Regions from separate parts of the Homo sapiens genome. Here region 1 is linked to region 2. A link is a contact called in ENCODE Hi-C or POLR2A ChIA-PET data. All regions are on one chromosome and are shown on one strand. The core of a region is the stretch at or near the end of the contact, and the rest is flanking DNA. Distances in the headings are between cores, read along the strand shown.

Region 1 (6,956 bases), core at 3,301-5,800, 300 kb before region 2:
CGCTCTGTCCTTGCCTGGAGATGCGTGGGTACTGGGTCTTGGTGCTTGATCTGGCACTGTGGGAAACCTGATCTCAGCCCTTAGACTCTTACTGGAATAGACATTTTCCTAATCTCCTGAGCCATCCGTTGGTCCTGGACAGAAGCCATCCCTGTACTTTGCCCATTAGCATCTTACCTCGTGAGCCAACCAGCAAAATAGGGCCTTGAGCCCAGCACACTTGGATGATGACATGGGGGAAGGTTTGAGGAGGGCTGGCCTCTGTGCCTGGATACTTTATACGTGTAATTGTGATGAGGATGGATAGCAAGGAAGCCGCTCCCACCTGACCCTCACGGCCTCCGTGTTACCTGTCCTCTAGGTGGGACGCTCGTCCCTGCTGGTGGGGAATCTCAAGAAGAAGTATGCACAGGGGTTCCTGCCTGAGAAACTTCCACAGCAGGATCACACCACCACCACTGACTCGGAGATGGAGGAGCCCTATCTGCAAGGTGGGCATCTCAGACCCTGAATCTCTCGGCCTCCCAGCGTGGCTGGAAAGGCAGGCCTCACACACTTCCTCTCTCTGTTTCCCCAGAGGAACCCTGAGCCAGCGAGTCTGTAAACATTTCCCCCAGCACCTCCTCAGCCTCCTTCCCTCAAAAAGAGGGATAGGGGAAATCACGGGAACCATGTGTCCTCTGCTCCCCCAATCCCCCTCCAGCCAACCACAGGATCCCAAGAATGGCTTTTCCTGTGGGAATCATTGGCAAGTTTTAGGCATGACTGTAGGAGTGGCCCCAGGCAAGTCCTGCCCTTCGTCCCTGCCTTGAGACTGGGGCCAGCTCTAGGTCACAGCAGAGACCAGGCAAGGCTGCTCTTTCCACATGAAGCACTGACAGAGCTGCACAGCTGCAGGAGCGTGGGCTCCTGAGGTCTTTTACTGGGTCAGCAGCCAGCTGCATAGATCAAGGTGTGATGATGCCAGCGGAGCAGCTGTGACAGCATCCAGAGTATTTCCTGGGGGCTCCTGCTTTCTTCCACAGTCATTTGATGCTGATTCTTCCCCACCTGTGTTTTGCCTCAGACTCAGACCACGTGGAAGAAAAAAATGTCAAGTCTACAAGGGGCATCCCCAGACACCCTTGAGTGCATTCCAGGGGTGAGAACCACTGGCATTTTCCATGCTAGAATGCTGCTGTATGTCACAGCTGTGGGAGCAGGAGGACCAGGCAGGATGGAGTAGGGAGGCCCCGTGGTGGGGCTGGCCACAGTCCTGCAGGAATTTCTCATTCTCCACCCTACCCATTTCTATACTTTTCAGAATCCAAAGAGGAGGGTGCTCCCCTCAAACTCAAGTGTGAGCTCTGTGGCCGGGTGGACTTTGCCTATAAGTTCAAGCGTTCCAAGCGCTTCTGTTCCATGGCTTGTGCAAAGAGGTGAGTGGCCCCAGCCCCCTCCATTTCCCCAGGACTGCACTTTATGTCCCACCTCCTGCCATTAATAGTCTACCCCAGGAGGTCCATAGGGGTGGCTTCTCCAGTTTCCTAGTTCCTCGACCCACCTGGAAGCAGGATGGCATCCCTAATTCAACAAGCACGAGAAGCCAGAACCCCTAAGAGCAGGTGGGAGAGAGCAGCGGGAGTCCAAGGAAAAGCCGCAGTGCTTTGGCTCGGCTGGCCCTCCTGGGCTCCACTGGCACCCATTCGCCTTTCCTAGCATTGACAGCCCCTGCCTTGTTAGGGTAAGCCTTACCCAGAACCACAGCTATAGTGTTCCCTTGGTGAGCTCTCGCCCAGCATAGATCACTAATGGTCATCATAAAAACCACTGCCATTTCCTGAGAACCTGCTGTGTGCTAGTCACTGTGCCAGTCAATTGATACGATTATCTCATCTTCAAAATAACTCCCAAGACAGGTATTACTATTGTCCCCTTTATACAGGTTAGGAAGCCAAAGTACAAAGGAGTAGTAGTGCCTCAGATAACATAGCTAATAAGCCATGGGCCTGGGGATTTAGGCTTGTCCAATTCTAAAGCCATGTGTGGTCTTTGTACCACAATGGAAGCAACAGCTGACCTTGAAGCCCTGAAATCCCAGAAGAGAAGAAATCTCTAGGTCCCAGACAGAGGTGTTCTGCATGCCAAGCTAGAGTTCAGCTATCTTCAGCCCTCATTCCCCTCAGGCTGTTGGAGCAGCCAGGCCACTCCCCAGCAGGACAGTGGACAGTAGTTTCCCGTCACAGGGTAACATTTATAGTGGAATAAGTCAGGTGTGAGCTTTCGCCCTGGTCCAAGTCCAGGTGTCTCAAACATTTTACAGACATTATCTCATGTTGTAAGACCAGACCTAGAAAGTGAGTGGTATTACCCCCAACTCCAGATAAGGAAACGGAGGATCAGGGCTTAAGTGACTTAAACCCAAAGTCACACAGCTAGTAGTTAGTGATGGAGTTAGGATCTGAACCAATAGATGGACTCAAAATTTGTCAGACAGCTTGGCTGTGCTCATTCTGCCTACGGCCCATAAGCACAATGACTACTGTGACATCCCCTGTTCCCCTGTCCCTGAAGGTACAACGTGGGATGCACCAAACGGGTGGGACTTTTCCACTCAGACCGGAGCAAGCTGCAGAAGGCAGGAGCTGCGACCCACAACCGCCGTCGGGCCAGCAAAGCCAGTCTGCCACCACTTACCAAGGATACCAAGAAGCAGGTAAGAGGCGGGCAGAGCCTGAAGCTCCATCCCCACAGTCCCCACAGCTTCCCTTCCATGGCCCTCGACACCACGGTCCCCTCCAGCTGCCGACTTCAGCGCACTCTGCTGTGCTCTCATTCCTTGTAGACCTGTCCAGTCGAGCCTTCTGCACCCCAGTAGGTCCCTTCATTTAGACCCATGGGTGCTTACAAGGTTCCCTGCCCCCTTCCGTGGCCTTGCCTCAACATCACCCCACCTTCCAGTTTGCCTCCATCCTTGGCTTCTGGGGCCACGGAAATGGGGTCTCCCCTGGGCTGCTCAGGTAACCTCCTGCCTTACGTGGAGGGCTGGGTGAGAAGGCAGCCTCCACCCTTTGTTTTGCCACCTTTTTGCCTCCCTGAACACGCGAGCACAGAGTTCTTGAAGGTCTCTACCAGGAACATGGGTATTCAGTCATTAAATATTTTTTAGCACCAGCTGTATGCCAGAAACTCTGTTAGGCACTAGGCTCTAAGGACACAGTCTCGCCTTAAAGGAACTCCACAGCATGGTGTGATGTTTTATAACCTTATGTATAATTTTGCCTTATTTTTTTTTTGTCTTAAACCTCCTTAAGAATGGTCCAAAGCTGTGTACGTACAGAAGAAATGTTACATGCTATTTCAAGTGGCTCTGTGATCACCTCCTAGAACTCAGAGCCCTGCTTTAAAACTCATGTTTAGAAAAAGATAATTGCAGTATTGTGTGGTAGACACTACAATACTAAGAGGGACTAACTCTGCCTAGGGTAGGAGACAGGACAGCATGGAAGATGCTGTTAGATCTGGGAACTCAGATGTGTAGTAGTAGGCCAAGTAGAAAAAGGAGAAATACCTCCTTTGTTCATCACTGCTGCTAGAGATGGTTTGTTCCCCCATCCTGAAGAAAACTCTCTGCTCCCAGCCAACAGGCACTGTGCCCCTTTCGGTTACTGCTGCTTTGCAGCTAACACACAGCCAGGAAGACTCCAGCCGTTGCTCAGATAACTCAAGCTATGAGGAACCCTTGTCACCCATCTCAGCCAGCTCATCTACTTCCCGCCGGCGACAAGGCCAGCGGGACCTGGAGCTCCCCGACATGCATATGCGGGACCTGGTGGGCATGGGACACCACTTCCTGCCAAGTGAGCCCACCAAGTGGAATGTAGAAGACGTCTACGAATTCATCCGCTCTCTGCCAGGTAAGGCCCTTGGAAATTCCATGTCTCCCCGGAATAGCAAGGAAAGAGAAAATGAGAGACCCTCCCACCACCAGGAGGATTAGGTAGTTTAGTTAATGACTCAGGTTCAGGAACTGGGGTGCAGAAATGAGTGAGATGAGCTCCCTGCCTATAAGAGCTTGCTTATATTCAGCATAGAATGCAAACTATAAATATTCCATAGCTGTAATTCTGTATATTTTCTGGCATGGGAAGTGATCTGTGTGAAATACAGAGATGATAATGTAATTAACTGTCTCTCTCTCCTGGGAGAGATTAGGAGGGGAGTCAGGTAGAGTGTAGGATATGTGTCAGGAACATCAAAATTAAGAAAATAGCCAGGTGTGGTGGCTCACACCTATAGTCCCAGCACTTTGGGAGGCTGAGGTGGAAGGATTGCGTGAGGTCAGGAGTTTGAGAACAGCCTGGGCAACATGGTGAGACCTGTCTCTACCAAAAAAAAAAAAAAAAAATTTAATTAAGAAAATGTAAACTAAATGACAGTAGACAGACAAGTATGCCTTTGCTGGATGGAGAGACTGCAAGAGGGCGCACATGCAGAGGCATGAAGATAGGGAAGTCTGTGGTATGGCCAGACATGGCACAGAGCCCTGCGTGGTGGAGCACAAGTGGTGGTGAGGCCCGGGATCTAGGAGCCAGCTGTAAGAGGCAAGCCTTACATCATTCACAGATGCCTTCAGTGGGGCCTGGATGCATTACTGTTTTTCTGCCAGTCTCACTCATACACCGACCAGGTCAGGTATTCATGGTAACCACAAGCCTCTTTCTCAAGAGACTGCAGTGTGGTTAAGAGCACAGACTTCTGAGTCACACAGAACTGGGTTCAAATTCTGGCTCTGTCACTTAACCTAGTATGTTATCTCTTCATCCCCAAAATTTTTATTACACAGTTGCTGTGGGTAAGGAATTCAGGAGTGGCTTCCTGGGCCGTTCTGCCTCAGGTGTCTTATGAGGTTACAATTAAGATTTATCAGCCAAGGCTGAGGTCACGTGAATACTGAAGAGCTGTGGGATCTCTTCCAAGGTGCCTCACTCACGTGATTTGCCCTGGGCTGGCTGTTGGCAAGAGGCCTTGGTTCTTGTCTATATGGGCCTCTCCAGAGGGCTGCTCGAGTGTTCTCATGATATGCATGGCAGTGGGATGTCCCCACAGGTAGGGATCCAGGAGTGCAAGGTAGAAGCCACTGTGCCCTTTATGATCTAGCCTCTGAAGCCACGTACTGGCATTTTCACAATATATTTTTTTAATTAAAATTTTTCACAATATCTTATGGGTCACACAGGTCAGTCTTACTCATTGTGAGAGGGCATGAACTGGGAAGCAAGGATTATTGGGAGCCATTCAGAGACAAGCCATGTAGTTCACCATGACCCCCAGAAATTTGTGTTCCTTCCTCATGCAGAATACCCTCACCGCCACCAAATCCCCGACAGTTTGGTCCCATGACAGCATCAGTTTGAAGTCCAGGCTCTCATCATTGAGGTGAGATGAGGCTCCTGGGGTCCAGTTCTTCAAGTATAGGTCCTCTCAGTCTGAAGATCTGAGAACTAGAGAGAGAGGCTATCTGCTCCCTTCCACAAACCCAATGCACAGTGGGACAGCCATAGGATAACCATTACAGACATGCCCATCCAAAAAGGGAGAAACAGGGAGCGTACAAGAGTCGCTGATCCATTCCAGTTCCGAAATCCGCTAGGGTTTATGGTGGCATTTCCTCAATTGGGACTCAAAGCCTGGGAGTGATTTCTGTCTTGGTTCTGCCCTCTGAGTTCTCCTTCCTTTTCTGTGAAAAGTAGCCTGTATTTTCAGTGTAGTCGTTTTCTCAGCCTGCTTCCTCCTTTTTATTTTATATTACCTTTGACTTTTTTGTTTTTTGTTTTTGAGATAGAGGCTTGCTCCATCACCCAGGCTATTGTGCAATGGCGTGATCTCGGCTCACTGCAACCTCCGCCTCCTGGGTTCAAGCAATTCTGCCTCAGCCTCTTGAGTAGCTGGGATTACAGACATTCGCCACCACACACAGCTAATTTTTGTATTTTAGTAGAGATGGGGTTTCACCATGTTGGCAGGCTGGTCTCAAACTCCTTACCTCAGGCGATCCACCCACCTCAGCCTCCTAAAGTGCTGGGATTATAGGCGTGAGCCACTGCGCCCGGCCTACCTTTGACTCTTAAAATCAGTAATTCAGTATTTCTTAAAATAATTGTGGGTTTTCTGGGAATCTTGTTGGGGTCCATTCCATTAGACAAAAACCACACCCAGAATTATCTTCAAGGGTAAGCTGTTGTCTGCATTGGTATTCTTCTGAAGCTGAGGGGCAGCATGGACAGTGCCCTTCACATTCTTAGAAACCCTGCTGTTGAAAAGAGGATCTGCGAGGCATGCCTAGAAAATCCGTCGAGAGCCTTTGGATTGAATAGCTCTTTGAGGCATCACTTTAGATCTTTCTGAAGTCTTCACAAAAAGATTTAAGTCACATCCTAAGTTTAATCTGTAGACCGTGTTTTCTTGACTGTGCCCTGAATTTGATCTTTGCCTAGAAACCATTTCTTAATGTTAGCATCATGTGCCATCTGGAGAGGCTGGGCATTTTTAAAACCGGCAGATCCCGGTTCCTTTATGTTGAACAGTTTTGTTTGTTTGTTTTTACCTTCTCTCTCTCCTATTTTACTGTGAGCAGCAGTAAGAAGCCAAGCAACACCTTCCACATTCTGCCTGAAAATCTCCTTAGCTAGACCACCCACTTCATGAGGTACATTCAACTTACATTTCTGCTACCAACCACATTTTTACAAAATGTTCTTTTATTTCATAACAGAGACCCTGTTTCTTCCAATCTCCACTAAGAGTTTCCTCACTTTCCTTTAGGCCTCCCCAGCAGCTTCCCTAAAGGCCATGAGACTTCTATATACAGTCTCTCAAAGCACCTTAGACACTCACGCTTTCCACAGAGTCCTTCTGGCTCCTGCCTGTGGCCAGTTCTGAGGCCACGCCCACATCTATAGAGCTGTTTGATGTCA
Region 2 (6,307 bases), core at 2,699-5,198:
GCCAGGTGGGAAGCATCAGATGAGTGACTTTGAATGTTGGGTTAGTTCAGGGATAGAACAAGAACTACAATTTGCTGAAGTTCTCCTGTTCATCCTCCTGTCCACCCAGTGAGGTTGGTAATGATTTCCTCAGTAAGTTAAGAGACATCTGAAATGCAAACACAGGTTTCTGTGATTAAAAAAAAAACAACTTAAGCTATAAGATACCTAGAAAAAGTGAACAGCTTGATTTATTTTACAATGTGAACAGATTTGTGTAGCTTACACCCATTATCAAGAAACAGAATATTGCCAGCACTTTGAAATCCTCCTTGTGCTCCCTTCCAGGAGGATAGCCACTAAGGCTCTTTGGGTTGTTTGTCTTAAAGCCTTATAGTGTCATGGCTAAGAGCTAGGGCTTGGTAATCTGGCCTGTTGCCAGTTCTTTTACTAGCTCTGTGATCTTGGGCAACTTAGCCCCTGAGTTTCATCTGTAAAATGCAGTTAAAAATAGTTCCTACCTCATGGGTTTATTATGTATTATACATACTAAGTACCGTAAAACAATGCATGGAAAACTGCTTGGCATGATGCACATGCTCAAAGTTAGCTAATGTTAATATGAATCCTCAGCGGAAGAAGGGGTAGTTGGGGAGGTGTTTTTGTTTTAGGAGACAGGGTCTCACTCTGTCACTCAGGCTGGAGTGCAATGGCACGGTCATAGTTCATTGAAGCCTCGAACTCCTGGGCTCAAATGGTCCTCCCACCTCAGCCTCCTAAGTAGCTGGACTATAAGTACCTGCCACCATGCCCAGCTAATTAAAAAAAAAAATGTAGAAATGGGGTCTTGCTGTGTTGCCCGGACTGGTCTCAAACTTTTGGCCTCAAGTGATCCTCCCAAAGTGCTGGGATTACAGATGTGAGCCACTGCTTCCAGCCCAGTTAGGCTTTTGATGGGAGAAATGTACTCAGAAGTATACTACAGAAAAGGCTTAGACCAATATTGGAGCAGAGAGGGCATTCCTGTGGAGTGAGGAGCTTGTGTTGAGGTCCTTGGAGAGGCATTTATGCCGCGTATTTGGGAACCATGCGTAAGAGCAGTTTGTCTGCAGTGGTGCAGGACGTAAACACAGGGCACTTGTGGAAGTAAGTTGGGAGGGCTTGGCAGGTTTTAGAAGTTGATTGTGGAGGGCAGCTGAGTGCCAGGCTAAGATATTTGGACTCTTCCTCTATTGTACCACAGAGATGTTGAAGGCTTCGGAATGTGTATGTTTTGGAGGGTAGGTAGCATATCCAACAGTGTTTTAAGATATGATTCTAGCTGCATGTGTAGGAACATTGACAGCAGGAGTGACAAAGACTGGAGGCACAAAGGTAATTGTGCCAGGCACAGTGATATGCGCCCATAGTCCCAACTACTCCGGAAGCTGTGGTGGGAGGATTGCTTGGGCACAGGAGTTTGGGGCTATAGTGTGCTATGCTGATCAGGTGTCTGCACTAAATTCAGCATCAGGCCAGGCACTGTGGCTTGTGCCTATAATTCCAGCACTTTGAGAGGCTGAGGTAGGCAGCTCGCTTGAGCTCAGGAGTTGGAGACCAGCCTGGGCAACATGACGAAACCCCATCTCTACAAAAAATACAATAATTAGCCGGGCATGGTACTGCATGCCTGAGTCCCAGCTACCTGGGAGACTAAGGCAGGAAGATTGCTTGAGCCCGGGAGTTTGAGGCCACAGTGAACTATGAACATGTCACTGCACTCCAGCCTGGGCAATAGAGTGAGACCCTATCTCAAAAAAAAAAAAAAAAAAAAAAGTTCAACATCAATATGGTGACCTCCCAGGAGCAGGAGACCACTAGGTTGCCTAAGGAGAGGTAAATCGGCCCAGGTCAGAAAAAGAGCAGGCCAAAATTCCCATGCCGATGTGTAGTGGGCTAACACTTGTGAAGCCACTGTGCTCCACCCTGGGCAACATAGCAAGACCTCATTTCTAAAAAAACATAAGAAGAAGATGATGGTTACAAGGTGAGAAGACTGGTGAATTTGGGATTAAACCAAATCTCTAGGACTGATAGTTTCCCTTTATTTCCTAGTTGTCAGGCCCTATGCTGGATGTCTTTGCATACGTAATCTTATTAAATCCCCACAACAGTTCAGCAGATAGACACTGTTTTCTGTTCTATGGATAAAGAAAACGAGACCTTAGAAAAGGTAATGTAATTTGTTCAGGATGACACAGTGAATAAACGGTAGAGCCCGTTTCCTAACCCAGATCTATACCACTACAAAACCCAGTCTCTGCCACTACATCAGGGCTTCACATACTGTACCCATCAGAACCTGAGGTGCTGCTTGAGAGCCACTCAATCATAAACTTTAAAGGTGGGCCTAGGAAATGCCCTAGATGATTGATAATACACTGAAATTTGAGAACCACTCAGCCCACCATGCTGTCTCTCTAGTGGTTTTAGCATTCCCATAATTACCCCAGAGTCCTCCACCCCACAGAGTTTTCATAGAGGTGATGAGCCTGTTTCTTGGGCTCAGCAACAGTTTTTGGCTGACAGCAACAGACTATGACTGAGTGTGGGCTTCAGACCCCTGCTCTTCAAAGTGTAGTTTAGAGCCCAGCCACTCATCCAGGCCGGGAAGCTTGCTTAAAATGCAGGTACTTAGGCCCTACCCTATTGAACTAGAATCTGCATTTTTTTTTTTTTTTCTTGAGACGGAGTTTCACTCTTGTTGCCCAGGCTGGAGTGTAGCGGCACGATCTCAATCCCAGCTCACCACAACCTCTGCCTCCCAGTTTTAAGCGATTCTTCTGCCTCTGCCTCCCTAGTAACTGGGATTATGCCACCACGCCCAGCTAATTTTGTATTTTCAGTAGAGACGGGGTTTCTCCATGTTGGTCATGCTGGTCTTGAACTCCCGACCTCAGATGATCCGCCTGCTTCGGCCTCCTAGAGTGCTGGGATTACAGGCGTGAGCCACCGCGCCCAGCCGGAATCTGCATTTTAACAGCATTCCTCCAGTGATTTAGAGTCTGTGAATGGCTGCTCTAAAGCATAAGTTTGAAGTGTGAGGGGACTATAATAAAGTTATTTCATTAGGTTTCTGCAGCCTGTAAATAAAGACTAATGCAAAGAAGAAAGACCATGGAAGGAAGCCTTTTATTTATTGAATGCCTGCTGCGTGTCTGATGTTTTTGGTACTTTATTTCATTTATCCTCATAAGAACCCTGTGAAGTAGTCATTATCCCCATTAAACTGATGAGGAAACTGACACTCTGAGAAGTTAAGTACTTAGCCCAAGATCACACGGCTACTGAGTGCCTTAGCTAGGAATCAAGTGTAAATCTGTCTGACTTCAAAACCCATGCGTGCTCTTTACAGCCTACCACATTGACTCCCAGGCAGCCAGCAGGAAATGAAGGAATTCGTTTTCTTTTTTTCTTTTTCTTTTTTTTTTTTTTTTTGAGACAAGAGTCTTGCTCTGTCACCCAGGCTGGAGTACAGTGGCGCGATCTCCGCTCACTGCAACCTCCACCTCACGGGTTCAAGCAGTTCTCTGCCACAGCCTCCTGAGTAGCTGGGATTACAAGCACCCACCACCACGCCTGGCTAATTTTTGTATTTTTAGTAGAGACGGGGTTTCACCATCTTGGCCAGGCTGGTCTTGAAGTCTTGAACTCCTGACCTCGTGATCCACCCGCCTTAGCCTCCCAAAGTTCTGGGATTACAGGCGTGAGCCACCATACCCAGCCAGGAATTAGTTTTCTTCCCTATTGGTGTGTGTTCTTTCATCTAGCTGTAGAATCCAATCACCTGGAACAGTGCATAAGAGTCCTGCAGTTTGGGAGTGATAAAAATAGAACAGGTTCTGTGCTAACAGCTCTTCTCTGTGGTGTTTTGGTCAGCCTTTCCACTTGAGCAAGCCTGACCTCCAAATTGTTTACCCAGGTTAATTTCAACAGCAATGAGAAAGATTGGCAGAAAGCACTCTCTAGATGTACGGCCACAGTGCCAGCCTGGTTTTTCATTGTCAGGGCTCCTGACATTCACTGATTTTGCAAAGTACAGAATTTTGGTTTTTTGGGTTTGTTTGTTTGTTTGAGACGTAGTCTTGCTTCTTCGCCCGGGCTGGATCTCGGCTCGCCGCAACTTCCACCTTCTGGGTTCAAGCAATTCTCCTGCCTCAGCCTCCCAAGTAGCTGGGATTACAGGCACGTGCCAGCACGCCCAGCTAATTTTTGTATTCTTAGTAGAGATGGGGTTTCACCATGTTGGCCAGGCTAGTCTCGAACTCCTGACTTCCGGTGATCCACCCGCCTCGGCCTCCCAAAGTGCTGGGATTACAGGTGTGAGCCACTGCGCCCAACCCAGAGTACAGAGTTTTTTTTTGTTGCTGTTTTTTTGTGAGATGGAGTCTTGCTCTGTCTCCAGGCTGGAGTGCAATGGCGCAGTCTCAGCTCACTGCAACCTCCAACTCCTGGGTTCAAGCGATTCCCCTGCCTCAGCCTCCTGAGTAGCTGGGACTACAGGCATGCGCCACCATGCCCGGCTAATTTTTTTATATTTTAGTAGAGACGGGGTTTCACCATGTTGGCCAGGATGGTCTCAATCTCCTGACCTTGTGATCCACCCGCCTTGGCCTCCCAAAGTGCTGGGATTACAGGCGTGAGCCACTGCACCCGGCCAAGTACAGTTTTTAATGCCTTCTCACTAGATTCCATTTTGCTATGAAGTCATTTCTTTGCTTTAACTGAATTGGTCCATGAATCACAAACCAGCCCTATCTATGTACCTTTTATTGTGTGCACCTAAGCATGCACCTAAGAAAACTCCCAATTACATAAAAATTAGCCAGGCACGTGGCTTGTGCCTGCAATCCCAGCTACTGGGAGGCTGAGGCAGGAGAATCACCTGAGCCCAGGGAGTTCGTGGCTGCAGTGAGCCGTGATCGTGCCACTGCACTCCAGCCTGGGTGATAGAGTGAGACTCTGTCTCAAAAAAAAAGAAAGAAAGAAAGAAAAGAAAACTCCCAGTGAACTGATTTGTTGGAATCGGGATCTAAACCTGCTTAGTTTATAAAACAATTGAACGGAAAAAGCTAAAATTGAGCTCCTTGAACTGATTATATTCCTTGTAAATTCTGCATTCTTTTTTTCCCACTGCAAAGCCAGTGTTGAGCTGTCTAGGGTCTCTTCCTGTTCTAATTCTGCATTCTCATGTATAATTCACCAAATATAAGCTCTTTAAGTACATAGTCTATGCCTTTTATTCATCTGTTTCCCAGGCTCCCGACAGGGTTCTTGGGAAAGGCATTAGTAAATGTTTTCTTTTTGTATGAATGAATATAGGATTAGGACAGGGGTTATGGTAACAGCCAGTGCCCACTGAGCGCTTACTATATGCCAGGGCCTGCATATACTGAATTCTGTATAATCTTCTCATCAACCCAGTGATACAGATACTATTACCATCTCCATTTTACTTAGAGGAAATTTGAAACCTAGAAAGGTGAAGTGACATCTTAAGTCAATTTTACATAATGGTTAGTGGACCTGGAGTCTGCAAACCAGCAGTTTAACTCTCAAGCCTGTGCTCTTGACCAAAACACTATAATGCCTCCTAAAACTAGTATGTAAGTGCTTATTATTTGCCAAGTGCTCTTTGTATATATCTCAGCTAATCCTCACAGCTACCTTCTGAGATGGAGCCTTTTTTGCCTTCATTTTAAACAGATAAGGAAACTGAAAAGTGAGGTGGCCACCATAGTACAGCTACTTAGTGACAGGGAAGGAGGAAAACCCAGTTCTGCCTGGGGGCAAACTGCTCCTAGTTGCCTCCCTGACCCAGTAGCTGTAGTACATGACAATTGTACATTCATCCCTTTGGCAAATGTTTATTCAGCACATGTTATGTGCCAGGTGTTGTACCAAGTGCATTATATACATGATCTCATTTAAACCTCACAGCAACCATGTGAAGTGTTGGTACTATTTTTATTCTCTTTTTTTTTTTTTTTTTTTTTTGAGACGAAGTCTCACTGTCACCCAGGCTGGAGCTGGAGTGCTGTGGTGCAATCTCAGCTCACTGCAGCCTCTGCCTACCAGATTCAAATAATTCTCCTACCTCAGCCTCCTGAGTAGCTGCAATTCCAGGCAAGCGCCACCACACCCAGCTAATTTTTGTATTTTTAGTAGAGACGGGGTTTCCCCATGTTGGTCAGGCTGGTCTCGAACTTCTGACCTCGTGATCCGCCCACCTCAGCCTCCCAAAGTGCTGGGGTTATAGGCGTGAGCCACCATGCCCAGCAAGTCTTCC

What was found. Hi-C counts contacts between places; a loop is a spot of excess contacts on that map. ChIA-PET counts read pairs that join two places held with the same protein, here RNA polymerase II (POLR2A). Pooled maps may share reads with other maps.
Region 1: a loop to region 2 is called in a pooled map of gastrocnemius medialis, with 3 times the contacts of the local background. The contact joins two enhancer-like sites. A Hi-C loop is called at or near these places in 1 of 168 maps with a recorded cell type or tissue (gastrocnemius medialis) and 1 of 50 pooled maps. POLR2A ChIA-PET finds 5 or more read pairs at or near these places in 1 of 52 experiments (activated CD4-positive, alpha-beta T cell).

Annotation. Positions count from the first base shown.
Region 1 is chr1:33,325,810-33,332,765 of GRCh38, reverse strand. It overlaps PHC2 (polyhomeotic homolog 2), which reads left to right. Exons shown (of 15, transcript NM_001385109.1): 11 at 362-491; 12 at 1,304-1,418; 13 at 2,554-2,695; 14 at 3,620-3,896. It overlaps MIR3605 (microRNA 3605), which reads left to right and starts at 274; the gene lies at 274-373. RefSeq lists enhancers at 2,182-2,682, 2,683-3,183. Within about 2 kb of position 4,550, at least 16 of the 41 ENCODE cell types and tissues checked have a DNase peak (open chromatin) inside an H3K27ac peak, as active enhancers do; they include gastrocnemius medialis, where a contact is called at or near this core.
Region 2 is chr1:33,024,897-33,031,203 of GRCh38, reverse strand. The region is part of intron 1 of AK2 (adenylate kinase 2); the gene reads left to right. Among named protein-coding and RNA genes, the nearest start is that of AK2, 8.8 kb to the left of the region's middle. Within about 2 kb of position 3,948, at least 4 of the 41 ENCODE cell types and tissues checked have a DNase peak (open chromatin) inside an H3K27ac peak, as active enhancers do; they include gastrocnemius medialis, where a contact is called at or near this core.